Regions from separate parts of the Homo sapiens genome. Here region 2 is linked to region 1. Evidence: chromatin contacts called from ENCODE Hi-C or POLR2A ChIA-PET data. All regions are on one chromosome and are shown on one strand. The core of a region is the stretch at or near the end of the contact, and the rest is flanking DNA. Distances in the headings are between cores, read along the strand shown.

Evidence for each region. A loop is a pair of places that touch in the nucleus more often than their neighbours do. ChIA-PET counts read pairs that join two places held with the same protein, here RNA polymerase II (POLR2A). Pooled maps may share reads with other maps.
Region 2: a map of B cell shows a loop between it and region 1 (26-fold over the local background). The contact joins the promoter of DUS3L here to the promoter of CACTIN in region 1. A Hi-C loop is called at or near these places in 1 of 168 maps with a recorded cell type or tissue (B cell) and 5 of 50 pooled maps. POLR2A ChIA-PET finds 5 or more read pairs at or near these places in 1 of 52 experiments (B cell).

What each region holds. Positions count from the first base shown.
Region 1 is chr19:3,625,216-3,630,253 of GRCh38, forward strand. CACTIN (cactin, spliceosome C complex subunit) reads right to left here and starts at 1,575. Exons shown (of 10, transcript NM_001080543.2): 1 at 1,381-1,575. The coding sequence starts at 1,547. PIP5K1C (phosphatidylinositol-4-phosphate 5-kinase type 1 gamma) reads right to left here. Exons shown (of 18, transcript NM_012398.3): 18 at 4,968-5,038. RefSeq lists enhancers at 1-525, 526-1,087, 1,088-1,649, 1,539-1,908.
Region 2 is chr19:5,788,447-5,793,666 of GRCh38, forward strand. It overlaps DUS3L (dihydrouridine synthase 3 like), which reads right to left and starts at 2,717. Exons shown (of 13, transcript NM_020175.3): 1 at 2,598-2,717; 2 at 1,601-1,889; 3 at 761-1,273. The coding sequence starts at 2,695. RefSeq lists an enhancer at 2,440-2,899.

The sequences.
Region 1 (5,038 bases), core at 325-2,824:
AGAACTGCCAAATATTTTGTTAAATGCTCTACCCATTAAGCTCATGTCAAAAAAATCTAAACTATGTTGAAACCAATCATTGCAGAGCCCTTAAATATTGGCCACAAGTTCAACTGAATTTTCGTGAACATTAATTCTAATTACATATCTAGAGTGGCAAATTATTGTGAATAATTCCAATACCAGAAAATGGTAGGCGAAAAAACACAAAGATGACATTAACAAGACTTATGGGCAGGCGCGGTGGCTCACGCCTGTAATCCCAGCACTTTGGGAGGCCGAGGCGGGCAGATCACTTGAGGCCAGGAGTTCAAGACCTGCCTGGCCAATATGGAGAAATCCCAGCTCTACGAAAAAATTCAAAAATTAGCTGGGTGTGGCAACAAGCACCTGTAACCCCAGCTACCGGGGAGGCTGAGGCTGAAGAATCGCTTGAACCCAGGAGGCAGAGGTAACAGCCGAGATCGTGCCACTGCACCCCAGCCTGGGCGACAGAGCAAGACTCCGTCTCAAAAACAAACAAACAAAAAAACCAACAACCGATGAGTGAACTTGGCCCAGAGCGGGGCAAGACTGGCCTGAGTGTCAGCCACGAAGGGGCTGAGCCAGCACTGGGGCCCCGGTCTGGGAATCAGTCCCTGTCCCCATTTTGGTTTCTCTGTACTGGAGCCGGCTCAAGGCAAATCCGACCAAGTGCCCCATCTCCAGAAGAAAAGGACCATGGGGAAGCTGAGATTCAGGCACTAGGAATCAGCTGTGAGTCCTGCCAGCTGACACCGAGTCTTTTTCCCTCCCACAGCCCACCTCCATTAGCAAATGTTGTCTCCTCTACTTCCAGAATCCCTCTGAAATCTACGCACTTTGCCCGCTGTGGTTGACTACAGCCTCCCTCCCATCGAGACTGCCATCATCTACTGTCTGGACAATTGTGCCGTCCTACTCTGATGCCGCTCCTGCCTACCCCGCTCCATCCCTTCTCCACCTCAAAGCCAGAAAGTATGCAGAGTTAAGTCAGTCCACGTCACTCCCCTACCCAAACTCCTCTCAAGACTCTCCATTTCCCTCCGACTAATAGCCAAGATCTAATGTGCTGAGCACACAGGGCTCGATATGATATGATCTGATCTCTCGTTACCTCCCCGCCGCCTCGCTCACCCGGCTCCGGGCTGTCCCTCCAACCGCCCGGTCCCCTGCCTGGAACGCCTCTCGCCTTCCTTCCGCTGCCAGGTTAATTCCAACCGGTGGTCAATTGTCCCCTTCTCTAGGAAGCCCTCCCCGAGTAAGTCGGGGGTTTCCCGGTTCCCCGGGATCTCCAACCCTCGGTCGGGCGCTCCTGAGGTAGGAGCCGGATCCCCAGCGCTGCTCCCGCAGCGACCCCACCTGCGCTCCCGGCTCCGCCGCCTCCGTCTGCGCCGTCCCTCGTCCTCCCGGCGCCGTCGGTTTCGCCGCCCATGGCTCCTGCTCCGACTTCGGCTCCCGCTCTGACTCTGCCGCCTTCGGCCCCGGCGACCCGCGGACCGCGAGCGCGAGCGTGTGTCCCGACCCATCGGCTGGGCCAGTGGCCGCGGCACCAACACCAATAGCCGAAGCCTGCGCTGGGGGCCTTCCTCGCCCACGGCGCTCTCCAGGCTGCCCCGTTTGCGCCTGAGCCGGGAAAGAGCAACCCATCCCGTCGCCCCAGCCCGCAAGGACTCCGACACCCCAGACTTTCCACTACGTCTGCAAATGTGGACCGCGTGATTGACTCCAGTGGGATTGTTGCCTCCAGGGTGGCGGAGTCTCCTTTCAGGCAGTGCTGGAGGCAGCCCTAGGCGGGTCCCCACGCCTCAGGGGGCCTGAGAAACTGTGGGCGGGGCAAGGGCAAACTAGGAACCTTGTGCAGGGAGGGGCCTGCCGAGGCGAGACCAATAAGAAGCGGGTCTAGGTCGGAAGTAGCGCTTCATTGGCGTGGCCAGGGGCGTGGCCGAGGAGAGGCGTGTCCGGGGAGCGAGGTCCCCGAAAGGCGAGGAACCGGGAAGGTGTTAGGTGCCAGGCAGCTCCAGAGGGCAGAGGGCGGGCGCGGGGACAGAAACTGAAAAGCCTTCTTATGAGAGTCATCGTTATGCTCCACCACCTGCCAATGAACACCTATGTATTTTGGGAGTTAAGCTTTAAAAAAAAACAAAAACTTTGATAACTCCCTGTATTCCCCCATCAACCCATTTTAGAGACGGGGAAACTGAGGCTCAGAGAGGGAAAGTCACTCTTAACACTTGCCTTCTCAACCCAGGCTGCCCAGCTTTGTGGTGTGGGTGCTGGGGACCCGTGGGAGGGTTGTGAGCAGGGTTTGGGGGACTTGCTGTTGAAACAAGTTTGGCGTGGGAGGACGGACTTCAGGGGCAAGGCTGGAGGCCAGAGACCTAGAAGACGCTGATGTCCCATCCTGAGCTCCCCTAGCCCATGGTGGCTGCTACCACCACCCCGTGCAGTTCTAACCACTCGGGGCTGGGAAGGCCTGTTTATGGAGGATGATAGTAATTTAAGCTAACTTTTAAAATATTTATCTTGGCCGGGCACGGTGGCTCACGCCTGTAACCCCAGCACTTTGAGAGGCCGAGGCGGGCGGATCACCTGAGGTCGGGAGTTCAAGACCAGCCTGGCCAATATGGTGAAACCCTATCTCTACTAAATAATACAAAAATTAGCCGGGTGTGGTGGCATGCACCTGTGATCCCAGCTACTTGGGAGGTTGAGGCAGGGAGAATTGCTTGAACCTGGGAGGCGGAGGTCGCAGTGAGCCGAGATCGTGCCACTGCGCTATGGCCTCGGCGATAGAGCAAGACTCCGTCTCAAAAAAAAAAAGAAAATTAAAATGTTTATCTTGAGTGGGGTGCAGTGGCTCATGCCTGTAATCCCAACACTTTGGGAGGCCGTGGCAGGTGGATCTTGAGGTCAGGAGTTCGAGACCAGCCTGTCCAACATGGCGAAACCCCGTCTCTACTAAAAATACAAAAATTAGCTGGGCATGGTGGCATGCTTGTAATTCCAGCTACTCGGGAGGCTGAGGCAGAAGAATCGCTTGAACCCAGGAGGCAGAGGTTCCTGTGAGTTGAGATCGCATCATTGCACTCCAACCTGGGCGACAGAGCAAGTCCCCGTCTCAAATAAATAAATAAATAAATAAATAAATAAATAAAACGTTTATCTTGGAATACAACTTCATAACATCCCCGTAAACGCTGGCTTTGTATGCTTTGCTTGGTGTTAAGGCAAGGATGGAACCTTACAGAGGAAGAAGAGACCATCTCCTGCCGCTCTAGATGATGACCTTGCCGGTCCTGAGATGTGGGTTGTCATGCTGATGGGATGGCCCAAAACAAAGCGAAGGCCTGACCCTGTGCTTCCCAAAATTCAGATGCATCCTTGCAGCACATTAAGAGATCACTTGCATGGGCCGGGCGCGGTGGCTCAGTCCTGTAATCCCAGCACTTTGAGAGGCCAAGGTGGGTGGATCACCTGAGTTCAGGAGTTCGAGACCAGCCTTGTCAACATGGTGAAACCCCACCTCTACTAAAAATACAAAATTTAGCCGGGTGTAGTGCCAGGCACCTGTAGTCCCAGCTACTCAGGAGGCCGAGGAAGAATTGCTTGAACCTGGGAGGCGGAGGTTGCAGTGAGCTGAGATCGTACCATTGCATTCCAGCCTGGGTGACAGAGCGAGACTCCATCTCAAAAAAAAAAAACAAAAAAACAAAAAACAAACTTAAAACAACGAGATCACCTCCATGTTCAGTTTATAAAACAGCTGTGCTGAAACGTTCCAACGGCTCCCTTACAGACAGGATCTTACTTTTTTTTTTTTTTTTTTTTTGAGACATTTTCTTGCTCTGTCGCCCAGGCTGGAGTGCAGGGGCATGATCTCAGCTCACTGCAAACTCTGCCTCCCAGGTTGGAGCAATTCTCTGGCCTCAGCCTCCCGAGTAGCTGGGATTACAGGTGTGAGCCATCACGCCTGGCCAGGATCTTGTTTTCAATGTAGTTTCTCAACCTGGGAGTCCAAGATAAATGTGTTCCCTTCAAGGGGTCCAAACGTGACTGAATTGGAACCGCTCTAGCAGAACAAATACAAACTTTGGGGGGCTGCAAAGATGTTGGAAACAATAAAATGTTTTCTGAGCTGAACTGGGACCTGAAGAAGGTTCACAGCTGGTAAGGTGTTTGGGTCCTATTACTGGTATCAGCATCAATCTCACAAAGGTTTCTCTCTTCTCTAAGATTCAAAGTCAGTCCTCAGGCCAGGCACGGTGGCTTACGCCTGTAATCTCAGCACTTTGGGATGAGGCGGGTGGGTCCTTTGAGGTCAGGAGTTTGAGACCAGCCTGGCCAATGTGGTGAAACCCCGTCTCTACTAAAAATACAAAAAAATTAGCCAGGTGTGGTGGCGGGCGCCTGTGGTCCCAGCTACTCGGGAGGCTGAGGCAGGAGAATGGCTTGAACCCGGGAGGCAGAGGTTGCAGTGAGCTGAGATCACTCCACTGCGCTCCAGCCTGGGCAACAGAACGAGACTCCATCTCAAAAAAAAAAAAAACAAAACACAGGCTGGGTGCGGTGGCTCACACCTGTAATCCCAGCACTTTGGGAGGCCGAGGTGGGCGGATCACGAGGTCAGGAGATCGAGACCATCCTGGCTAACATGGTGAAACCCTGCCTCTACTAAAAATAAAAAATTAGCTGGGCGTGGTGGCGGGCGCCTGTAGTCCCAGCTACTCAGGAGGCTGAGGCAGGAGAATGGTGTGAACCCAGGAGACGGAGCTTGCAGTGAGCTGAGATTGCGCCACTGCACTCCAGCCTGGGTGGAGAGCGAGACTCCATCTCTTAAAAAGAAAACAAACAAACAAACAAAAACAGAAAACAAAAAACACAGAACAAAGTCACTCCTCAGACTCCCAACCAGACCTCCGGAACCCACAGAAAGGCAAACAGGCGGATGCTTATTACCCGATTTATTAGAGAGATCTCTAAAAAGACGGGGTGTGGCGGGGGTAGGTGGGCGAGGAAC
Region 2 (5,220 bases), core at 1,467-3,966, 2.2 Mb after region 1:
TGCTGAGGCCCTGGAGCCTCCCTTCTACCCACAGTCTAGGACACACTTGGCCCAAATGGTCTGGCTCCTTTGCTGGGCCTCTGCATGTGCCAATCAATCCCTTCATCAGGAATGTTCCTTTCCTCATCGTCTCCTCCACTGGAGAGCTTCTACTTAACCATCCAAACCCAGTCCCAATGCCCCCTCTTCCAGGAAGCCTCCCACATTTGTCCCCCGCTGCCCGACCCTGACCCTCTGAGACTTAGAGTGTGTCCAGCTCTTTTTTTTTTTTTTTTTTTGAGATAGAGTCTTGCTCTGTTGCCCAGGCTGGAGTGCGGTGGCACAATCTTGGCTCACTGCAACATCCGCCTCCTGGGTTCAAGTGATTCTCCTGCCTCAGCCTCCTGAGTGGCTGGAATTACAGGTGCCCGCCACCAGGCCCGGCTAATTTTTGTATTTTTAGTAGAGATAGGGTTTCACCATGATGGCTAGGCTGGTTTTGAACTCCCGACTTCAAATGATCTGCCTGCCTCAGCCTCCCAAAGTGCTGGGATTACAGGCGTGAGCCACCGCCCCCGGCCCTGTCCAGCTCTTTCTGTCCCCACCTCCTGAGGGCTGGGCCCAGGACAGAGCACAGAGAGGGAGACTCAGCCAGGAGCTCCCTCAAGGCACACAGCCTCTGACTCCCAGGCAGCTAGAACAGGAACGTGGACACAGCTGGTATTTAATAGACGCACACCAGATGGACAGATCTGCTACTGACGTTGTCCTCAACACGTACCCGCTTCTTCTCACAGGGCCGCAGCCTGACCACGTCCTCATCCGTCAGGGGCCCGCAGGTCCGCACGGGGCTGCTGGGAGGGGTGCTAGTGCCCGGCCCTGCGGGGACCTGCTGGGCACCACAGTTTTCCTGCCTGGGAGCGCCCTCGGCTGCCGTGCCCTCGGGGACAGCGGCAGCGGGTGTGGGGCCCTGGCTGAACCGGCGCAGGGCCTGCTCAGCTCGCTCGAAGCGGACCTCGCGCTTCCGCAGCTGCTGCTGCAGGGCTTTGTCCAGGCCGTTGCGGATGGACGGGGGCTGGGTCCCGCGGGCCGCCAACTCCTCCTGCACCAGGTTCTGTCCCTCGGGCCTCAGGTGGGCCCCAGCGAAGCGGCAGGTCACGCCGTAGGGGCACCGGCCGAAGGTCTCGAAGAGCACGCAGCGGGGGCCCAGGTCGGCCGGCTTGGTCTCCAGGTAGCGCCCCACGTCGTGCAGAAAGCGGCAGCGATCACCGAAGAAACACTTAGCAGCCGACTCCTGCGAGGAAACAGGGAAGCAGTGAGGGAGGACAGGGAGACCCCGGGGCAGCCCAGCAGCCAGGGTTCAAACTCTAGATCACCCCTCCTGGCTCTTGTGTCCCTGAGCAAGTCAGGCACCTCACCGTGCCTCTGCATCTCCATTTATACAATGAGAACAATGACAAGCCCTACAATGTATCCCGAGGAGAATGAAGACGGAATGGCATCAGAGCAAGCTCACTGCTCGTTGCTGAAGGCCCAGGAGCTTTCTAACAATTACCCGCTGCCAGGAAACACACCCTGCTCCTGCCTGCCCCGGCAGGAATGCTCACGTGGCCGCACTTGCCTGGATTAGGGAGGGACACAGCCTGTTCTTGTCGTAGTTCGTGGGCTTCACATGGGGCCGGCCCTTGTTTTGTCCCCGGGCCCTCTTCTGAGTCTGTAGCTGCTCCCCGGGCTCTGCTGCCTCCTCCGTCTGCCCGTCCGCCGTCTGTCCATCCTCCAGTCGGATCCGCTTAGCCTCAGGCTCAGCCAGCTCATTGCCAGCAGGGTCTCCTACCTCGGTTTCCCGGCAAGTCTTCTCCTGCCCTTTGGCTTCCAGGAATTGGTGAAACTGCTCCTTGGTGGTGAGGTATCTGCCGACAGAAAGGGAAAGGAAAACCCTCCGAACATAGTCAATAAACACTGGGGAAAGGAGGCTAGAAACACTTGCACGTCCTTAAATCCTTCTGCTGATGGGGAGCTCACTACTTAAGAACCAGCCAGCTCCCAGCCTGGGAGCCCCTCACGGCCTCAAAAAAGACCTATTTTGTCCCTGGGTCCTCACTGTCCAAAGTGTTGCGCGAAACTATTATCAGGTTCAGTCAAGAACGTCCCTGCGCACGTTAGGCTGCGAAAAACTACAATTCCCAGCATGCCTTGAAGCGGAGTCTAAGCCACCACATTTCCCAGCACGCCTTTCGGCCCTTCAAACACCGCAGGCCCCAGCACGCCCCGCGGCACTCGCTTCAACCCCAAGACCCGCCAGTAACGGCCGCTGGCAGAGCACATGCGCCGTACGTCCATATGCAGGGACTACAATCCCCAGTATGCAGCGCGGGCCTGGCCTCAAATCCCACCTGCCCTAGCATGCACGTGGTGTCCTTCGCGCATGTGACAGGCCCCAACGTGCACGATCTCAGGTACCTCCGCTGACCACCCTGCAGGCGGAAGAACGGCCCGGAATGAAGAGCCGGTGGCTTCTCGCCCTCAGCCGCTGCCTAATCTCCCGGCATGCACAGCTCGGACCGCGCTATGGGTGCCGGAAAAGGCCCTTCAGCTTCCCTCCTGCCCCGGCGACTCACTGACGCTTAATGGGCGCCACTCCTCGTTCCAAAGCTCCGGCTCCCGAGTCGCCACCACCACCATTCTCTAGAGGAGCCTCCGCCGTTCCCTCCGCCATCGGCGCCCCTCACATCCGCTCTGGAGTGTGGCGGGAAGACCTTCCGGGTCACGCGTGTCTTCCCTGATTGTGCTGGGGAAGTGCGCATGCTCATGTCGTTCCAATGACGCCATTGCTCGCTCGTGACGCCACGGGGGCGGTGCCTGCACATGGGTGGAGCCTCAGGTCCTATATAAACTAGAGCCTGGCCAATTGCGAACTGGACTGCAATCAGCTTCTGGACTGAGGAAATTTAACTGTTAGGGTGTTTTGGAGGTTTTTGTCTTTGTTGTTCTGTTGAAACGGTTTCGTTCTGTCGCCCAGGCTGGAGTGCAGCGGTACGATCACGACTCACCGCAGCCTCGTCCTGGGCTCAAGCTATCCTCCCACCTCAGCCTCCCAAGTAGCTGCGTCTACAGACATGCACCAATAGGCCTGGATAATTTTTAAATTTTTTGTAGAGACGAGGTCTTGCCAGGTTGCCCAGGCTGATCTTGAACTCTTGGGCTCAAGCGATTCTCCCACTTTGGCCTCCCAAGCATTGGGATTACAGGCGTGAGCCATGGTTCCCGGCCCCTGCTAGGGTTTTTAAAAATGTAAATTAGGGGTCGGGAGCGGTGGCTCACGCCTGTAATCCCAGCACTTTGGGAAGCCGAAGCGGGCGGATCACTTGAGGTCAGCAGTTTGAGACCAGCCTGGCCAACATGGTGAAACCCCGTCTCCACTAAAAATATAAAAAATTAGCTGGGCGTTGTGGCACATACCTGTAATCCCAGCTACTTGGGAGGCTGAGGCAGGAGAATCGCTTGAACCCGGGAGGTGGAGGTTGCAGTGAGCTGAGATCACGCCATTGCACTCCAGCCTGAGGGACAGAGCGAGACTGTCTCTAAATAAATAAATAAATAAGGCCGGGTGTGGTGGCTCACGCCTGTAATCCCAGCACTTTGGGAGGCCGAGGTGGGCACGTCAGGAGTTCGAGACCAGCCTGGCCAACATGGCGAAACCCCGTCTCTACTAAAAATACAAAAATTAGCCAGGCATGGTGATGGGCGCCTGTAATCCCAGCTACTCAGGAGGCTGACGCAGGAGAATCGCTTGAACCTGGGAGGCGGAGGTTACGGTGAGCCGAGATCGGCCGTTTCACTCCAGCCTGGGCGACAGAGCAAGACTCCATCTCAAAAAAAAAAAAAAAAAGTAAATTACACTACTTTTATGCAGGACATTAGTTTCAACAAATAATTAGTTGAGCATCTGTATGCCAGATGCTGTGCTAGATGCTGGGGGCGTGGTAGTAAACAAAACGGAGAAATCATTACCTTTAAGAGCTAACTTGGGAGTCGGAAACACAGACGAAAAACATAATACTCCTCGGAATTTTGGAGATTGGTTCCAAGACCGCATATACCAAAATCCGCGTATACTCGTCCCCCAGTTGCCCAACAGAATCCCTGTATAGGAAAAATCCGCCCTTTGTATCCGCAGGTTTCCCATCCTGCCTCCGCATTTGGTAGGGGTTAAAGAACCCGCGGATACGGATGGCCAACTGTATTTTATTTTTCGAAGGCCACTTATAAGTGGATGGATGCAATTCAAACCCGCGTTGTTCGCGGGTCAACTGTACATAAGTAAATTAAACCGTAAGTGAGTAGGTAATAAAGCAGTAAGGTGGATTGGGAATGCCACCCTTGGCTGTTGGAATTTTTTTCTTTTTTTTTTTTTTAAGAGGAAGTCTCGCTCTGTCACCCAGGCTGCAGTGCAGTGGCGCGATCTCGGCTCACTGCAACCTCCACCTTTCCGGTTCAAGCGATTCTCCTTTCTCTGCCTCCCAGGTAGCTGGGATTACAGACGCCCACTACTATGCCTGGCTAAATTTTGTATTTTTAGTACAGATGGGGTTTCATCATGTTGGCCAGGCTGGTCTTAAACTCCTGGCCTCAAGTGATCCACCTGCCTTGAGTGTGAGTCACCGCACCCAGCCACATTTTAATTGTTTTTGAGAGACAGAGTTTATTTATTTATTTAAATTTATTTATTTACTTATTTATTTTTAAAAATAGACTTATTTATTTATTTTTTGAGACAGAATCTTGCTCTGTTGCCCAGGCTGGAGTACAGTGGCGCAATTATAGCTCACTGCTGCAGTTGCAGTTGTTAACAGGCTGGCAAGGGAAGGCTTCCTGGGGAAGGTCATGTTTGAGAGTATTTGGAAGAGCTGTGGGAGAGAGTTGTAGGGATATCAGAGGGAAAAGTGTCCCAGGTGGAGGCAACAGCCAGTGCAAAGGCCCTGAGGCAGGAGGAAACGTCCTGGCATGTTGGAGGAACATTGAGGAGGCCCATGTGGTTGGAGCAGAGAGTCCAAGGAGGACAGAAGGAGGAGGCCAGGGGAGGGAGGTGAAAAGGTGCAGGTTTTGCAGGACCCAGTGCACTTTGAGAAGGACTTGGTCTTCTTCTACGTGAGTGAAATGAGAGCCACGGAAGGCTGTGCGCCAAGGAAAGCTGGATCTACTCAGCATTTCCCAGCGTCCCCACCAAGCCCTGCTGTGCCC